Linked DNA regions of Mus musculus: all the other regions are linked to region 3. Evidence: chromatin loops called from intact Hi-C (ENCODE). Cell type or tissue: left cerebral cortex. All regions are shown on one strand. Links, peaks and the distances in the headings refer to the core of each region. The heading gives the core; the rest is flanking DNA.

Region 1 (6,388 bases), core at 758-5,757, 52 kb before region 3:
TGCAGAGTGTTAGAGCTCATGACCATCGGTGGCAGGGAACATGGAACCATCTGCAGGCTGGAGCTGGAGCAGCAGCTGACAGCTGACATCTTGAGCCATAAGCATGAGGCAGAGAGGAGCAAACTGGGAATGGCATGGGTTTTTCAAACCTCAAAGCAAAAGCCACCCCACAGTGACACACCCCCTCCAACAAGGCCACACACCCTAATCCTCAAACAGTTCCACCAACTGGGGAACCAAGCATTCAAACATATGAGCCTATGGGGGCCATTCTCATTGAAGCTACCACATTACTTATGTAAACTCAGATGGGCACTCAGACACAGGCCATATAATCTTTTGGGACTGCTATCATGGGCATGATGTGTCATTGACTGAAATGTCTTTATGTGTTCCATGACTGCATAGGCCTCTTCTTTTTCCCTACCCCACCTAGGATACATGAGGCCATACACAAGCTGCAGTAAGGTACTGATGGCATATTGTGGGTAGATGCCAGGAATCCTGCTAAACAAAGCATAGAGCATGCCTACAACAAAGATTCTTCTACCCAGAGTATACATGTTCTCCAGGTTAGGAAGTCTGACCCAAACCACTGGGTGTTGAATATGGATTTGGCATCAGAAAGTGTCCTAATAACCACACGTTGTCACCTCACTTCACAAGGGGATAACTCAAATGGCTTATCACAGACCACTCTCAACACCTGACCTGTGTTTCTCAATTAGCCTCTGTGTCCTGGAGGTTCATGGGAGCTGGGTTGGGAAAGTGCTTTAACAGTACAGCTCCAACTAAATCACTCTCCCTGACCCGCACTGAAAGTAAACAGAGGAGCAGTGCACAGAAGCAGCCAGCCTGACTAGCAAGCAGCTGGATGGGCCACTGACATCAGTATTCCCCGTGAAGGACTGGTGGGGTCAAGTACAGATGACAGCATCTATCAGGCAGGGCATCTGATTCATGTCCTGCCTCTAATCCTAGGACCATTAGCTTGAGGATGACAGCTCAACCAAGGTGGCAATAGTAATGATGAAGATAACCACTGACAGCAGGTCACGGACTGCACTTTCCCCGAAGATGATCTCATTCAACCCTCTTCACCACCACATTCGCTTCACTCATCTCCAGTTTGCAAGTGAACCCAAGTGACTTGTCTGAGGCCTGATGAGGCAGGAGACCTCTGAGTAAGTCTGCAGGTTCCAGGCTAGAGAGCTGCCTCAGCAGTTTAGAGCGTTGTTGCTCTTTCTGAGGACCTGAGATCAATTCCTAGCCCACACATGGCAGCTCACAACTCTCTGTAACTCTCTGTAACTCCAGTTCCAGAAGATCTAAAGCCCTCTTTTAACTTCTGTGGGTACCAGGCACATAAGCAATGCAGACAGACATACATGCAAGGCAAAACATCCAAATACATAAAATAGTAATAATAATAATAAGCCTTTAAAACAAACTCGGCAGGTAAGAGCACTGATTGCTCTTCCAAAGGTCCTGAGTTCAAATCCCAGCAACCACATGGTGGCTCACAACCATCCATAATGAAATCTGATGGCCTCTTCTGGTGTGTCTGAAGTCAGCTACAGTGTACTTACATATAATAAATAAATAAATATTAAAAAACAAAAACAAAAAGTCTTCATGTTCCACCATGCAGTCCACAGACATGCCACTGGAGACATGCCTTGTCTGTACCATTAACAGCCACACAAGGAAAAGAGGGACTCGCATGCTCACATACTGTCCTTCTGCCAATGGACACCTTCAATGACATTGTCAACTCTAATTTATGTACTTCACTATGCAGAGTCTCGGGCATCCTAACCAAACAATACTGCCAGATGGATGGCTGAAAACTGCCTTCTAGACCGTAATGGTACTTACAAGCCCAACAAAAAGAAGGAACAATCACCAACATAAGCCCTCCCAGGCTCTCAGCGCTATCTCGAGGGACCCCTGGACATCAGCTGATAAGTGTTGACTCATTGCCAAATCAAATGCCCATCCACGCCTGAGAGAGGTGGGCAGTATCCTCCACTGCTGCTATTCTTCCCCAGTCTGTTCTTATCTCCCCTTTCCCTGGCCTGGGAGAGCGGGCTGTCTTGGTGTGGTGCAGCTGGAGGGTCGGATAAGCAGGTGTTGAGTTTGAAAATGACCTTGCCCATCAGCTGGTGAGAGCCAAGCAGACAAGGAAGTCACTGTATCACTGTGTGCCTGGCATCCCAGCTCCAGAAAGGAGGCACAGTGAAGCCTGGGAGAGGGATGTGGGAAGTGTGCATGCAAGTGAGTGAGCACACACACACACACACACACACACACACACATACACACACAGAGGAAATCACCAACTAAAGAAAACCCGCATTATGTCACCCAGGAAAGTAAAGCCAAAATAAAAGACCCAACAGTACCCAACAGTAAGGATGTGCTGAGGGATTTCCCCAAGCACAGAGGCACACAAAGATCAACAGAGACCGATCCTTGGAAAAACCAGGAGGAGAGCCCACAGTCTATGTGGGGGCTGGCAAACTTCATTAAGAAAGTCCAGCCAGCCAGAGCAGTGTAAATGGCCCTCACTGTACGCGTCCTGGAAGAGGTCCAGTGGCCAGGACATGCTGTGGGAAGAAAGGCAGTCCACTAACCCAGATCTCATTAAATGTGGGTTAACTGGCTCCATTCCCTCCAGCTCAAGGGGCCAAGGGAGGCCTGAATGGAGTACTTTTCAGAATAGAAAACCCGAGCCCGCCAAGCCAGCGCCTTTTATTTTCTCACATCCTTTCGGTTGCTCAGCTGGGTGACCCGACTGCCCTGGGCCCGAGAGAAACAGCCCTTCTCTCCCCTCATTATCCTCACCAGGCCATCACTCTCCCAGCGTGCTCTGACCTGACCAAAACTCCTTCCCCATGGTGTGGTCAACAACACCGAGGAATGAAGCATCCATGAACGCCAAACATTGTCCCCATTGAACAAAAGGTAGAGTCTTGAATAATGGCCTGTGTACATTTTCCTGCGGGTTGGTCTACCTCTCTTGCCACCACCACAGGACACTGCCCACTGCTGGAGGAGCAATCATTAACTTCTTCTCTTTGAGGCTTGTTTTTGTTTTTTTTTTTTTTTTTTTTTTGGTTTTTTGAGACAGGGTTTCTCCGTGTAGTTCTGGCTGTCCTGGAACTCACTTTGTAGACCAGGCTGGCCTCAAACTCTGAAATCCACCTGCTTCTGCCTCCCGAGTGCTGGGATTAAAGGCGTGCGCCACCACGCCCGGCCCTCTTTGAGTTTTAAAATGTATTATTGTTACTATTATGATTATGCGGGGTGTGTGTTTGTGTGTGTGTGTGTGTGTGTGTGTGTGTGTGTGTGTGTGTGTGTTTAGGTTCTCTCCTGGGTTGCAGTGATGGGACTCCAGTCTCCAGGCTTTACCTGGCAACCACCTTCACCTCACCTGCCTGCTTCTCCCCCTTTCTTAATGGAAGAGATTGAAACAGGTTTGGGGAAAGCCTTGGCCATTGAAGTAGACGCACGTAGCAGTGACAGCTACGAACGTCAAGGCACATCTTCATCCCATACGCCAAAGGAAACAGAGGTGGGCGTGCTTCTGGGGGCTGCGCGCCAGCTAAGGCGTCAGGCTACGTACAGGGGCATTTGCTCCCTTCTTCCTCAGAGAACCTCCCCAGGCAGGGACTCTTATTAGCCTCACTTTACACTCACAGAAAGTATAGTACAGACAGGTCAAGTGACACAGGCAAGGTCACTCACCTGGCTAGTGGTACAACCAAGATGTGAATCAGTGCAGCAAGGCTCCAGAGCCTGTGTTCTTAAAGGCTATACCATCATTACCTTTAAAACAAATTTAGTGTCACGGGGAAACCTATTATTTTGTGCAACTAATAGATGCTTGTGAAGAACTTTAAACTTAGAATTATAAAATTAAAGTTATGCTAAAATGTCTGTCTATGAGGGAGGCCAGGATGTTATCAGCTTACTTTAATATCATGTCTCAGCTCCCTCGCCTGAGAAAGGCTATAAGCTGGTGTCCTGGTTTGCTTTGCTGTTGCTGGGATAAGCGCTAACGCAAGCCGACTTGGAGAGGAAAGGGTTTGCTTGGTTTACAGGTTGCAGTTCATGATTGAGGGAGGTAAGAACTCCCTCGATGCTTCAAGGCAGGAGCCATGAAGACACACCACATACTGGCTTCCTTCCACCTTGTTTCCAGCTATATTTCTTACACAGCCCAGGCCCATTTTGCTAAGCCTTCCTATTAGGAATCAATAAAAATGCTCCCACAGACATGTCCACAGGTCAATCTGATGAAGGTAATCCCCCAGTTGAAGTTCCCTCTTCCCAAGTGTGTCAAGTTGACAACCAAGGTTAGCCATTACAGTTTTTTTTAAAGCTTTCCGTAGCTTGTCAAATACAACCCTGCATCATGAAAGGATGGTTTAGTCAGGGAGTAACTATATGTATGATATGTTCCATAGATTACATTGGCCAGTGAAAGAAGGCCTGTCTTGGTCTGTGTAAATACACAAGCACTCTGTGATGTTCACTCTGGGCCAAGTCCACTAATATAGCACTTCTAGGAATACATCCTATCACCGAGCAATGGCAGCTGCCTATTCTCCTCATTTGCCATGCAGTATGTTGGGCATGTGAGTCATATCATCTCATTTAAGCCTTACACTCGCCCTATGACATCATTACTAATAGTACACCATTTACAGGTGAGGACAAGGTTCACCAAGGTAATGTCCCCGTGCGAGTTGATAAAGCAGAACAGGAAGAAGATCGCAAGACGGCCAGATTCTAGTGTGTATATTTTTCTACTCCATGTGCCATCTCTTAAGAGAATTTCAAGATTTTCTAAGAAAAAAAAATTACAGTAGAATAAAATGAGGTTTGGGAACAACCAAGTCTGATGTTTGAGCTGCCACGTTTTAGGAGGTGTCAGAGGCCATGTACCTGCTTCAGATTGACGCCTACTGATGGCCTGTGGCAAATGCCTTTTCCCATTGTCTCTCTCTAGTGCCTCACTTATAAGGAAGGATGGAGGGTGAGGATGCTGTGTCACAGTAGACCGTGACCATACTCAGCATCTGAAGCAAAGATGCCTCCGGACAGCTGTGTCTCCCCACTGATGGCAGCTTCTGTCTTCCTTCCCAGGACAAAGCCTCAGAAGCAGGTCTCCACATGGGCTTAGTGACCACCGGAGTCCAGGTGACCAGAAGAGTCATATGCCTGATCGGCTTTGCTATTATGCATCCCACTTGTAAGCTATTTAACATCTCATCAAAGATACTCTTTAAGTTGGACATGGTGGTACCTGTAATCCCCACCTTTCAGAGGCTGAGCAGAAAAACTGTGATTTCTGGGGCATCCTGGGCTACATATTTCATCTATAATACATACATACATACATACATATAACCCTTGAGGCTAGAAAGAAGGCTCAGCAGCTAAAAGTACTCATTGCTCTTATAAAGAACTTTGGTTAGACTCCCGCCCCCTACATGGTGAATCAGTAATAAAATCTGTAACTCCCAAGAACTCACAAAGTACATTCATACACATACATCTTTAAAATACATTTTTTTTTTTTTGGTTTTTCGAGACAGGGTTTCTCTGTGTAGCCCTGACTGTCCTGGAACTCACTCTGTAGACCAGGCTGGCCTCGAACTTAGAAATCTGCCTGCCTCTGCCTCCCAAGTGCTGGGATTAGAGGCGTGTGCCACCACTGCCCGGCTTAAAAACTCATTTTTTTAGAACATGTGTGTTTTCAGTTCATTTTGAAAAGGGAAAAACTTAGACTCACCATGCTGAATTAAGAGTGGGTTTGGGTAGAAGGTTAGGCATGAGAGTGAGGCTGGGGAAATCTTTCATTTAATCAAGCCTGCAGGCACCAACTCATCCTTTACCCCCAACTTCTGTTTCCATGCGTAACTCAGGAAACAAAAATGCAACATTCCACCCTGAATCAACCACTGCCAGGCCCTCAGCCTCCCCATCTCTGAGAAACACACACTCACACAATTACAGGTCACAACTAAATTCTATTCTATCCAGGAACGGAAGAATGCATTATTAGGAAATCCGTCAACGTAATTCATCTCATTAACTGAATCCAAAGGAAAAACCAATAACAAAACCCAGATGTCTCTCTCTTCTGATGCTTATCATGTTAAGTCTCAGCACCCAGTACTGACTCTTAACTAGCTCAGAACAGAGGGAAGCTTCCTTAAGAGATATGGAGATCCACTGGAAAGCACAGGGCTATTGCAAGGGAAGAGCTCTCATGCCCCGGAGGGAGCTGCCAACACAGCCAGACAGAGGAAAAACAAGGCCACCAACTGGAAATGAAGAGGAAGCAAAATTTCATTAATTTAAAGATTATATAATT
Region 2 (6,388 bases), core at 925-5,924, 64 kb before region 3:
CTCTGGTGACAGCAGTCTTAGTTCTTGTCCACTCCTGACTGAAGCGTCATGCTCTCGAGCACAGATCATTCCTGCCCACTTATCAAATCACTGTAAAAAACCACAGCTAAGGAACGCTACATCTGTCCTAGCTTCATTTCCGTTGCTGCTCTAAAACATCCTAATAAAAAGCAATTAGGGGAGGGAGGACCGGTTTATTTTGGCCCACAGTTCCAGGTTACAGTGCACCGCAGCAGGAACTTGTATCAGCAGTTCATATCACAGAGCAGAGGGATGAACGTGTACAAAATGAATGCCTATATGTTTCCTACTCATAGTCTAGCAGCCAAACGCAGGGAATGGAGCCACCCACAGTGGGCTGGGTCATTCCTCCTCAATTATCATAGGCAAGACCATCCCCCCACATACATGCCCATAGGCTAACGTGATCTAGACAATCCCTCAGTGAGACTCTTCCCAGGTGATTGCAGAGTGTGTCAAGAGTTGACAATAAAAACCAGTCCATCCCATTATCTCATTGTGAGCACATACCCCTGTGGTAAGAAGGAAAAAAATGTAAATACTTTCTAATGAGGTTATCCTTCTACTAGTTTAGCTAGAAACACCAGGCCTTTGCTTTCTCTAATGTCTTTGTATACATGTGTGCCCACAAGGTACTAGAATCAAACCAAGGTCTTATGCATATAACGCAAGGGCTCTGTCATCGAGCTATATCCCTAAACCCCAGTTCTTCACCAAAGAGAAAGTAATAGCATGCAATTATTACAACGAAAAGATCACTATCCACAGACATCTTAACCCCTAGTGAACAGACTTCATTTTGCTCCAGGGGCTTGAATCCTGACTTTAATACATTAGTTGTGAGACCTCAGTCAAGGATTTAACCACCCTGAACTTTTTGCTTCCTAGGCCATAAAGTACAACTCACAGCAATGTCTGCATCATACGGTGGCCGTGAGATGATGAGAAAAGTTGTCACGTGTCCCCATCGTCTGGTGTGTGGTAAGTGAACCCAAGATATTACCCACATGGTTACAATGTTATCATCAACTACAAAGCAAGCCCCTCGAGTTTCTTTAGCAATGGCTTCTAGAAGCATTGCATCCAGCACCTCTTTTGTTAAAGAAGACACTGCACACAGCCAGCATACATCAGGTTCCACAAAAGATGGGCCTTTCGAGGAGGTGGTAGCACACACCTTTAATTCCATCCTGCACTTGGAAGGCAGAGGCAGATGGATTTCTGTGAGCTCGAGGCCAACCTGGTCTAACAGATCAACTAGGACAGCCAGGGCTACACAGAAAAACCTAGTCTTGCAAAACAAAACAAAACAAAACAAAACAAAACAAAACAAAACAAAACAAAGCTGGGCCTTCCCTGAGTCTAGGGACAAGCACCCACAGCACGCACTCCTCCCCACTCCTCCCTCAGTACGGCAGTCTGGACTCCTCCCACATGGGCATGAGCAACACAGAAGGCCCCTGCAGGTGAGTCCTATGGACAGAGCCGCAGTGAGTGATATATTTTGAACCATTAGCCATATTGACACACAGGTCTTCACTGCTCTCTAAAGCTTCATGTTTGGATAGGGGAGCTGTTTACCTCCGCATTCTCTCACAATGACAGACTCACGGTTTCTCACTGTCAGAACAGACGCTGTGACAGGAGCCACCCCTGTCCTGGCCTGGGGACCTGAGCCAGGGCTGTAGATGACAGTGCCTGATGCTTCCCTTCGTCCTCAGCAGCAGTGTGCTCCTAGGTGGTGATTGAATGTTCTTGGCGCCGCAGTTCCCTCTATTGCTACAGGAGGACACAGTCCCCTCTTCTGGCCAAACATGTAAGCTGAAAGGGATCCCAGAGTCTCTTGACTCTGGGCTGGTCCCTTTGTCCTTGCTGGAACATGGACATGAGGGTAGAGATGAGCAGCCATAGTAGAAAGGAAAGGACAAAGTTCATCGAGAAGATGGCAGAGTGTGGGAAAAGGTGGAAAGGCAGTTGTTAGGGTATTAAGTACACAAACGTCTTCCTACCATTCAATATGACATATACATCATACTACAAAGGAACAGAAATCATTCCCCCCAAAAAGATGAGTTAAGTCTTGTCTTAAATCCTAAAACTCAAAGTCAGAGTCCTCATTAACTATAAGGGTTTTCTTCCTACCCATAAGCATTCCCTGTGTATGCCAGCATCTTTGAGTGCTCTTTGAGATAAAATAATGACAGTAGCCCACATGTTTAACCGCAGCACTCAGGAGGTAGAGGCAGGCTGGTCTCTAGGAGTTCAAGGTTTATCTCGAGTATATAGTAAGTTCCAAGCCAGCCAAGGCTACGTGGTGAGACCCTAACTCAAAAGAGAGAGAGAAAGAGAAGAGGGAGGACAAAGAAGGGGGGGGAGAGAAAGGAGGGCAGGATTAAAGACAATGGTCACAAGATGCTGAGGGTTTACTCTAGGCCCCTACACGTAGTACTGTAGTTAAACAAGAAGACTCATTCTGTTATGTAGGGAGACTCCTTAACAGCAAGTAGCCTAGCAACCACAATGCCCAGGGAGTGGCAGGGCCAGGATCTAAACCAACTCCATCCCCATCCCTATCCCTACCCTCGCCAATGGAGGCTGTGAGCCTAACACTCAAGGGACCATGCTGGAGTACAGGTGTCCACTATCCACAGACCATGTGTCTTCTGCCTTGCCTGGAGAAGGAAGGTTACAGGTGAGATCAGTAAGGACCTTGCATCTGATGGGTGGGACCCGGGGATCACAGGTACTGTCTGAAGTGGGAAGGGTAGCAGCAGAGGTGTAGCAATGGACACCGAGTAAACTGGTGCTCGGGAGAGACCTCCAGTCTTGAAGAGTGGAACCCACAGAGGGTGGAACACGCAAGGCCGTGATGGACATGCCCCAGCGCCTCCAACGGGAACCAGATTTGCTCACATCTGGATCAGCCCCACAGCTGACTGCAGACTGCTCAACTCCAAAACTGTGCAAGAAGCAGCACATGTTTAAGCCATGGGCTGGCTGTTTGCCACGGAAACCCTGGAAACAGAACTGTTGTTGCCAACGGCCCAAGTCCTCACCCTCCATCGCTTGTTAGTCCAGGGAGGAGGACAGTCTGCTTCCACAGATCACAAAAGGGCCCTGACAGCGTGCTGGGAAACCTGGAGAAAGGTCCCTAACTGTGGCAGCAAAACATCTTCAAAGTCCAAGGAGACCATCATAGGCTGGGGCCGCTTAATGGGTTTCTCAACACACTGGCTTTCTAAGGGACCCACCCTGATAATGTTTCCTCGAGTGTGAGGGACAAGGCCCTTTGTAAGGGAAGAGGTGACACCCTCCAAGCTTCCTTCCTGAAATATCATGGTATCCGGATTGACCAGTGGGTTCCTCCCAGGCTCTTCAGATGGGCCCTGTGCCTCAGACAGCTGATGCCTGACATTTCCCCTGGCTACAGCCAGGCCCATACACAGATGACCATGGGAGGAAATAGTGTGTCCAGCTTACAGATTTTCCTTTGGGTCAAATGGCTCCAGCAAGCAGCAGTCACGGATAACATGATGCTATCTGACCTCAGCCCAGGCAAGCACTAAAGAGGTTACAAAGTTATGGTAGAGTTCTGGAAACCCTTGAGATAAATATATGAGAGTAACAAAAAGACATTTATATTTCCTCAAAAAATGGTCCTGCTTCTGGGCACATGCCCAAATGATGCTTCAGCACTCACAAGGACACTGGCTCAACTACGTTCATGGCAGCTTTATTCATAATAGCCAGACACTAGAAACAACTTACATGACCCTCTATTGGCAAGCGGGTACACAAAATGTGGTTTGTTTACACAATGGAATATTACTCAGCTACTAAAAACAAGGCCGGCATGAATTTCGCAGCCAAATGGATGGAACTAGAAAATATCATCCTGAGTGAGGCAACCCAGACCCAAAAGGATATGCATGGTATGTACTCACTGGTAAGTGGATATTAGCCATAAAGTACAACCATGCTACATTCCACAGAACCAAAGAAGCCAAATAACCAGGAGGACCCAAGGGAGGATGGTTGAATCTTTCTCAGAAGGGGAAACAAAACAGATATCAGAGGTTGGTGGATCTGTGAAGAAGAGGCGCTGGGGAGGGGAGTGGGGACGAGGGAGTGCATCCTATGTAGGGAGGGCAGGGGAGCGAGAAGGAGGAGGTGGGGGGATCTTTAGGATGTACCAGATAGATCTGGGGTGGGGATAAAGCCCCAGAGGGTTTGTGGGGGCCACTCTAGCTAGACTCCTAGTGGTGGAAGATATGGATCCTGAAGAGGCCACTTCCTGTAGCCAGGCAGGACTCCCAGGGGAGAGATAAGGACAGCAACCCATCCACAAAACCTTTGGCCCAAAATGTATCCTGCCTATAAGATGAAAAGGGCAAGGACAGGGCAGAGACTGAAGGACTGTTCAACCAATGACCGCCCTGAATTGAGACCCACCCCATTGGCAAGACACTATTAATGATACTCCGTTATGCTTGCAGACAGGAGCCTAGCATAACTGTACTCTGAGAGGCTTCACCCAGCAGCCAATGGAAAGAGATGCAGAGACTCACACCCAAACATTAGACGGAGCTGGGAGGATTACAGAAGAATTGGGAGGACTGAGGAACCCGAAGAGGACATGGACTCCACAAGAAGACCAACAGAGTTAACTAACCTGAACCCTTGGGGGCTCCCAGAGACTGAATCATCAAAGAGTGAGCACAGGCTGGACCTAGGCATCCCTCCCCCCACATATGTAGCAGATGAATAGCCTGGTCTTCATGAAGGTCCCCCAACAACTGGAGTAGAGTCTGTCCCTGATCCTGTTGCCTGCCTGCCTGCCTGCCTGCCTGCCTATGGATCTCGTGCCCATAAATGGACAGCCTTGTCTGGCCTCAGAGGGAGAAGATGCACATGGTCCTCAAAGAGAAGGGGAAGGTGGACTGGGGGTAGGACTTGCATGGGTACTGGGAGGAGAGGGGAGATATATTGCAATGTAAAGTGAATTAATTAATTTTAAAAACTGGTTCTGATGATACATACGTAGAACTCCCATGTGAGGGACTGTTATAAGAAGGTCATGCAATGGGGCATATTACGGACATCTTGTCTCAACAACCACCCCAAGGTTTTCTTTTTAAAAAATCTAAGAGGAAGCCCAGATCTTTCTAAAACAAAAGACCTCTAAGGCAAAAGCCTAAGCCATGCTGTTAAGAAAGAGAGACTGCTTCTGGTGTGTGTACCTCATCTATAAAACACACCCAGCTTCAGCATTTGGGAAACGGGAGATGGGGACACTAAGGAGTACTCGCGAGTGACAACAAGCACTTGCTGCAGGCCTAACTGTGACTGTAAGAACCCCATGTCAGAGCTACTGATGTCAATCCCATTTGACAGATGAGGAAACTGAGGCATGGGGTGTTAAGTAGCTTGGCCCAGTCTCAGACAGGAAGTAGTGTGGCAGAGTGAGGAGCCAACACAGACAATTTCAGCAGCAGAGATGTCTCTGTTACCTGTCTCTACCCTACTCTGTCAGCAACCCCCAAGGAAGTTCTCTGATTGAATTAACTCCAGTGTTCCAACCATGGGGACACCTGTGCTTGATAGCCTGTCAGCTAACCCCAGTCTGGCAGCCTAGAATGAAGCTGCAAACCAAGTACTTGAAGGAACCAGGGCATCAAGTCTGTTCAGTTCTATTCTCCGACCTGGGGAAGGAAGAGAATCATATTTGCAGGAGACCCAACACAGGGTCTGACTGCTTCCCTGGCATGTCTCTGGGCACATGGGGAAAAGGCTATAGTCTTTGGAACAAAAGTACTTTCAGGTTTGCCAAAAAATGTCATCTATGCAATATGCCTTCTTGACACAACCCATAAGCACATATCAGGAGGGACTGCTGTGTAACACATAGCCTTCAGGCCAATAATTATCTCACCTGTAATTCTACATACCACAAAGTTGATTTCCCCTATAGCTATAGGGTAAGCCATCCAGAGCATCTAATGACAGTTGGTACTTATTGTTGAATGAACACTAAATACATGAGACGTCTTTAAGCAGAATCTGTTACTTTCTCTGTTTGTCTCAGCCACTCAATCCATATTGCAGCCAGCCCAGCCCATACAATAGACTCTAACGTGTTAGAGTAACTCTAACGGTTGGAGTAATGTGAGAGGCAACCGCTGAGGAGCCAAGTTAAGCCGCACCTGCCGTGGGGGAAACTCCCAGCTGTTTGTGTCCAGAACCAAGAAGAGGTTGTCCCCAGAAGCTCTGCCTCAAGACAGAGGTCGCTTGTTCTAAGACAACCCACCCAAAGCCCCTAATGGCCTTCCTGAAAGAATCGCTACACCTCCGACCACCAGACGGGAAA
Region 3 (6,388 bases), core at 501-5,500:
TCCCAGAAAACCTTAGTGAATCAGAACCACACACGGCTACTTCATTTCCCCTCTCTTTGATTATAGACACCAGGTAATCCAAATCAGAGATTATTTGCAGAAATCCTTAAGGTTTAAGAAGATTAAGGGCCCAAGGTTTTCAGTCAGTACAATAAAGACCACAATGAATAAAGTGACTCAGAATAATTCAGAAAAGATCAGAGAAAGAATAGAAATACAAAAATAAAAAACAAAAAAGACAAATAAATAACCTTCCCACCCCCACCCTCATCCCTACCCCCACCTCCACCCCAATTCAGTATCAGTGTCCTGAGCAACCCAGACCTTGACCTTGAGGGCTTCTAGATTATGGCAATGCCTTTGCTTTTTTTTTTCTTTTCTTTTTTCCCCCTGCCTCTTTTTGTCCCCTTTCCCACTGCCTATCTTGGATTCTGAAAACAGGCTGGCCTTGAACTTCTGATCCTCTTGCTCAACCTCCTGAGCTTTGCTTTCTCCGATGCTCACACAGGACTCAGTGGCACCCTGACTTCTGGCTGGGGACAGGGACTTCAGGGATAACAAGAAGTGCAGAACGCTGTCTTGGATGGGTATGGATGGAAGGCAGGCCAATCAGGAAGTGAAACAGACAGGAAGAACAAGAGCAGCAGAGGTCTGGAGGCCACATCTTATCCTCAGAGGGGCACAGAGTTCTGGTTCCTCATCCCCACAGTGGAGCCAGCTGTATTAGAAGGTTGTAAGTTCCCTGCCTTCAAAGGATTTCAGCACTACTACTCTCAATGTGGGGATCAGTGGTTCATGCTTGGAATGCCGGCATTTGGGAGGCTTGGACACCCCAAACTCAGATTTCTATTAGCTGTACCCTATACTACAGGCTCCACAAATGCTACGATCCCTAACCCAGGACCTGCTATCATCTTCTTGCCTAGATAGTCACTTGGCCTGGGTTTCTCATGTTCTAGTAGACATGAATCTTCTATGAAATGTGTGCTTTGAGCAAACAGAGAAAACAGCACACATGCACCATCTCCACTCCCCCTAAGTGTGGGTTTGTCCCGAGAGGGGTGAGGACCCTTTATTACCCACAGGTGATTCAGACTCCACTTCTGTGGCACACAGGCTTCTTGCAGTGTCATTTTCCAGAGGATTCCCAGGAGTTCAGCACTCCTGTTTTCGGAGTTCAAGAAAGAGACTGAACAGGTGCAGCCCAGAAAGACACCAACGATGCAGAGTACCTTCACTCTGCTCTAGATGAAAGGATGGCTTCGAGCCAGACCAGAGCAGACTCCCGGACCCGGAAAGAGACACTGATGTCAGCTGATTGTGGCCCCAATGCTAGGAGGGATTCCAGAGAAATCTCATCCATTCTGACTCCCAAAGGCACATACAAGTTTCCAGAGCATCCAAGACCTCATTCCCAGCAGTATTCTTGGCAAAGGTTATGTCTAACCCCACATTCTCGGATACACTCTGCACAAGCTGGTTAACTACAGGAGACATTCTTACAAAGCCAAGTTTCCTAATCTGAACAGAGCATCCTGGTGCTGGATAGGTAAGGTCAGATCCCAAGCAGAAGAGGAAGAAACATGGACTTGCATATCACCTTACTGGGAAGTTAAAGATGCCAGCCCACTATGACACTGATGTCGTTGGCCACAACAAGAACACAACACAGAGAGAATTCACCTGGAGCCAATCAGTATGGTGCTCATATAACCTTATGAAAACTTTAAAGCTTTGTGCTAGTATCACATCTCTCTTACAGATGAGGATACGGCAGGCAGCACAGATGTGCAATGTAACTATGCCACAGCCAAGATAACCACAGCAAAATCCTCTTCCTCTAAAGAACAAGGTATACACCTGTGTAGTGCAAGAAATGCTTCCAGTTTCCACCGGTGCATTCCGGACAACTTCTATTCACATCCTAGGTTCTGGAAGCAAGCCTGGTTCAAGCAATAAACGGAGCAAGCCAAGTCCTCCAGGAACAAGCCGCTCTGTTCCCGCACCCTTCCAACCAGGATAAGACGCTGCTGGCGCCAGGGCCGCCCTCCACCATGCAAAGCCCTAGGGAGCCGGGATTCAAACCCAGTTCCAATCATTTCCACCCTCAGAAAAAAAATGCTCTCTAGCTTCTGGCTACAAGGCATTCCCGATCACCTTAAGTCCTTGGGTGGGCGCCTCCCATCTCAGAACTGTCCACTGTGCAGTTTAAAAGACGCGGTCTCAGATGCGGTCTCGGGCGTAAGGATCCTGGCTGGTGGTGGTACCCGGGTTCCTGCCAAGTGGCCAGAGACACTGACTTGGAGAAGTCCTGCGACAGGGCGCGCCCCAGACAGGTGGCGCCTCCCTCCCGGAAGTGGCTCCGGGAACTTTCTCCCAGTAGCTATCGGGGACCGAAGTTGGGGGTCCCTGGCAGGAGCGGAGGCAGGCAGAAGCAGGCGGTGACACTATCTACCCAACGCGCCCCAAAGTGGCTATGGGGACCCAACTCCGGTGGGGGCGGCGGGTGAAAGGAGGGTCACGCGACGCGATGTCCCAGTTGCTCTTACCTCGGCGTCCCGCTGGTTCTGCCCTGCTGGGTTGAAGCACAGGGCCGCAGCGGTGACTGCGGGGACGGCTCCCCGGGGCGGGGCGGGGCCGGAGCCTTGGAGGCCGGGCGGGCCACGTGGGCGGGAGGCGGGCCCGGGGACCCCCCGCAGGACGGGCCTGGCTGCTAGCGGAGGACTGACCTAGACTCTTGGAGACTTGCAGGCAAGGCTCAGTCCCCGTGCGTCCCACGCCTGGTCCGAGGGTCCTGGTAAACTAAGAAGGGCCTGGGAGGAGGACATTTGGGACGAAATCTGACACCCAAAGAGGACCCAAATTGGAGAGTTCACTAGAGCACAGAAAGGGTGCACAGCCCACCTCCGGCTCTCTCCGGTGGCGGCTCTGGATCGCGACTATAGCATGACAGGAGGAGGGCAAAACTCATCCCGAAGTGGCAGAGCTTGCCCTGGAGAGCAAGAACCCAAGCCTGTGCATGAAGCCTCCACCCCCGCCACTAGGTTTAATCTTGGGCACGTCAGGCCTTGTCCAACTAACTCCTTTCCTGTCTGAAGGTGAAAATGAAGATAGCGTGGGCCCAGTAGGTTGTCAGTAATCGATGGTTTGTAGGTAAGTGCGGAGCACAATAAGGGTAGGGCTCTCAGTAGCCTGGGTCACCCACACAGAAATAAACATATGAATCGAAATAAAACTATTTGCTGAATGAATACAACCTCAGGACTTCATAAAATAAGGACTAATGAATGCTGTGGACAAAACGGTAGTTTCTGGACTGTTGTGAAAGTGTAAACCCTGGGGCTGAAAATAAAAAAATAAAATAAAATAAAAAACTCACTGGTTGCTTCTACATGTCACCTGGCCCATGCCGTTTTAGGTGCTTGATAGAATTTAACATTCTCAGCAGCCCAGAGCGTGTAAGTTTATATGGATTCCACCTCCCAACATGTAGACCCTGAAGCCTGGATGAAACCAGCCATCATGTACAGAGATGGCAGTTGGATCCCTTGAATATAGAGGAGGAACCTCAGCCAAGGTGCTAAGATACCAAAAGCTGCTTTGGAGAGATGGCTCAGCAGTTAAGAGCACTGTGGACTGCTCTTCCGAAGGTCCTGAGTTCAAATCCCAGCAACCACAACCATCTGTAGTGAGATCTGACGCCCTCTTCTGGCGTGTCTGAAGACAGCTGCAGTGAACTTATTCTAATAAAAAATAAATCTTTGGGCCAGAGCCAGTGGGGCCGACCAGTGTGAACAGAGGTCCTGAATTCAATTCCCAGCAACCACATGATGGCTCACAAGCATCTGTACAGCTACAGTGTATCCATCACATACATAAAATAAATAAATCTTAAAAAAAATAGACACAAGATCAGTGCTCGGAGAGTTCCTAGTGATCCTTGCCTGAGCACTAACTGCCACCCCCACAGGAAAAGATGACAGGGCGAGCTCCTGGAGTAGGAGCCACCTTGCCTGCTAGCATTCCTGGGGCCCGGATCTTTCTGTCCAGGTCCTCTGGCCAGAAAGAAGTGTTCAGAATTGTCTCCCACCCAGATGGACTTTCCTTAAAAAAAACAAAACAAAAAAACCTTTGCTGCTGCAAGCTCTTGTCATGGTCTCCCAGCACTGGGTGATCTCTCATTGGCCTGCAGCTCATCTTTGGGACTAAACACAAAGCATCTTCATTCCACTCTGGCTTCAAGAAGTCTCTGTGACCAGAGACCCAGTGATGTTCAGGAAACACACACCCTCGACAGTATTGCCAGGGGAAATGTCCACATCCAAACCCCAGGCCTCAACCTTTCCCTCCCACTTCGAGTGGTGGGAAATCCCCACCACAGTTCAAGCAGTATTAAGTAGGGGCTAGAGAGATGGCTCAGCGACTCTTGCAACTGGGCTTTGGTACACACACACACACACACACACACACCGTCTGTGGATTATAGACACCTGTATGAAACTCAAGTTCTAGGAAAAGAGCTCTGATGTCCTCTTTGGATCTCAATTACTTGCATGCAAGTGACTCGCATACAGACACACACTCATAAATAAAAAGTTTTTTTTAATTAAAAGAATTAACTAAGGGGCTTCTACTTATTGAAGGCCCAGCAGATTTCCAGCTCACCGTTCCATACCCGACAGTCTCCCCATACAGCCCTGTCAAAATTGTCTTCCCTTTGTGTTCAATTTAGCACTTAAAGAGTTGGAAGTCAGGCTCAGCTAGATCTGTCTCAAAAAAAAAAAAAAGATTTATTTATTTTTTTATTTTTATTTTTTTAAAAGATTTATTTATTATTATATGAAAGTACACTGTAGCTGTCTTCAGACACACCAGAAGAGGGCATTAGATCTCATTACAGATGGTTGTGAGCCACCATGTGGTTGCTGAGATTTGAACTCATGATCTTCAGAAGGACAGTCAGTGCTCTTAACCACTGAGCCATCTCTCCAGCCCCCTTATTTTTTTTTTTTTTAATGTCTTCTACACATCCGGCACTGGACCAGGCTCTGGAGAACTGTGGTAACTGTCATTAAAGCCGATTCCTTCTGGGATCTCACTGAACTAACTGATAAGTGAGACAGACCCTTAACAGGCAGGTAGGGCCTAGGATGTGGCAAAAGACACTGAAGAGGAGGTGCTGGTGAAGACAGCAGATGGCCTTCTGTACTGGACTGGGCCCTGACATGGCATGGGGAAGCTGGAGAGCATGGGCTACATGGCTGGAGGTCCACACAGTGGACAGGCGCTGAGACAACAAGGCAGAGAATGCTTCATGCCAAGTTGAGGCAGCAGACCTCGCTCACAAAAACACTCAGACAGTAGTATGTGACTTGGAGGCACAAAGCTAACTGTTGAGTGAAGTGTAAACAGAGTGGTAAGTGTCCTATACAGGATGAGAGGAGATGTGCCTTTTTATTATTACTAAAGGCAAAGCCCTTGGTTTCCTGTTTCATATGTCAGGATATCCAGAAAGTGAGACATACCTGCAAGTGTCATGGGTAGGAATAACAGGTAAGATCACCCCACAAGAGTTTATACTGCTGGGGACTGAGTTCAGGGCCTTAGATCTGCTAAGTGCTTTCTTTTCTTTTGAGACTAGGTCTCAATAAGTTACTCGGGCAGTCCTTGAATTTTTTAAAGGACTCATAATTTTCCTACTTTAGATGTTTGTTTTGTTTTGTTTTTTGTTTTTTATTTATTTATTTATTTATTTATTTTTTGAGACAGGGTTTCTCTGTATAGATAGCCCTGGCTGTCCTGGCACTCACTTTGTAGACCAGGCTGGCCTCGAACTCAGAAATCCGCCTGCCTCTGCCTCCCGAGTGCTGGGATTAAAGGCATGCGCCACCATGCCCAGCTTTTTTGTTTTTGTTTTACTTTAGACTCCAGTGTAGGGATTACAGTCCTATGCCACCAGGCCTGGATCCCATGAGTTTAGTTTATAATACAGTGTCCCCTCATATCCTGCTAGGCTCTGAGGATGGGCAGGGAGTTAGGGGGTAGGGACATAGGACTTGGCTCCCATAGGAATGGGACAGGGAACAAGCAGAAAATATGTTAGACTATCTAGTCTTTAGAAACTGGCAGAGAAGCTGGGCATGGTAGTCCATGCCTTTAATCCCAGCACTTGGGAGGCAGAGGCAGGAGGATCTCTTAAATTCCAGGCCAGTCTGGTCTACATAGCAAATTCCAAGACAGACAGGGCTATACACAAAGACCTGCTACAATCCTACCCCCAGAGGTGTTAGTGTGTGTGGTTTTCATTTACCATACTTGTCAGTATTTTCCTTGACATGAATCCTTTAGTTGGTGTCTGTACCCAGGATAAAACCCATGGCCTGTGTGT

What was found. A loop is a pair of places that touch in the nucleus more often than their neighbours do. Peaks named below come from ENCODE experiments on the same cell type or tissue, not always from the same donor. Only the 100,000 strongest peaks of a DNase experiment are listed, where the experiment ranks them.
Region 1: a loop joins it to region 3, with 3 times the contacts of the local background. A loop is called at or near these places in 10 of 42 quality-filtered maps.
Region 2: a loop joins it to region 3, with 2.3 times the contacts of the local background. A loop is called at or near these places in 25 of 42 quality-filtered maps.

Annotation. Positions count from the first base shown.
Region 1 is chr14:27,163,163-27,169,550 of GRCm38, reverse strand. It overlaps a transcript of Arhgef3 not described here. Among named protein-coding and RNA genes, the nearest start is that of Gm34848, 99 kb to the left of the region's middle. In left cerebral cortex, for the core only: no CTCF peak of the experiment used is centred there; DNase peaks (open chromatin) are centred at 2,273 and 2,637.
Region 2 is chr14:27,175,370-27,181,757 of GRCm38, reverse strand. It overlaps a transcript of Arhgef3 not described here. Among named protein-coding and RNA genes, the nearest start is that of Gm34848, 87 kb to the left of the region's middle. In left cerebral cortex, for the core only: no CTCF peak of the experiment used is centred there; a DNase peak (open chromatin) is centred at 3,023.
Region 3 is chr14:27,111,085-27,117,472 of GRCm38, reverse strand. It overlaps a transcript of Arhgef3 not described here. Among named protein-coding and RNA genes, the nearest start is that of Il17rd, 75 kb to the right of the region's middle. In left cerebral cortex, for the core only: CTCF peaks have their summits at 3,028 and 3,702 (motif pointing left); no DNase peak of the experiment used is centred there; H3K4me3 peaks cover 1,067 bases.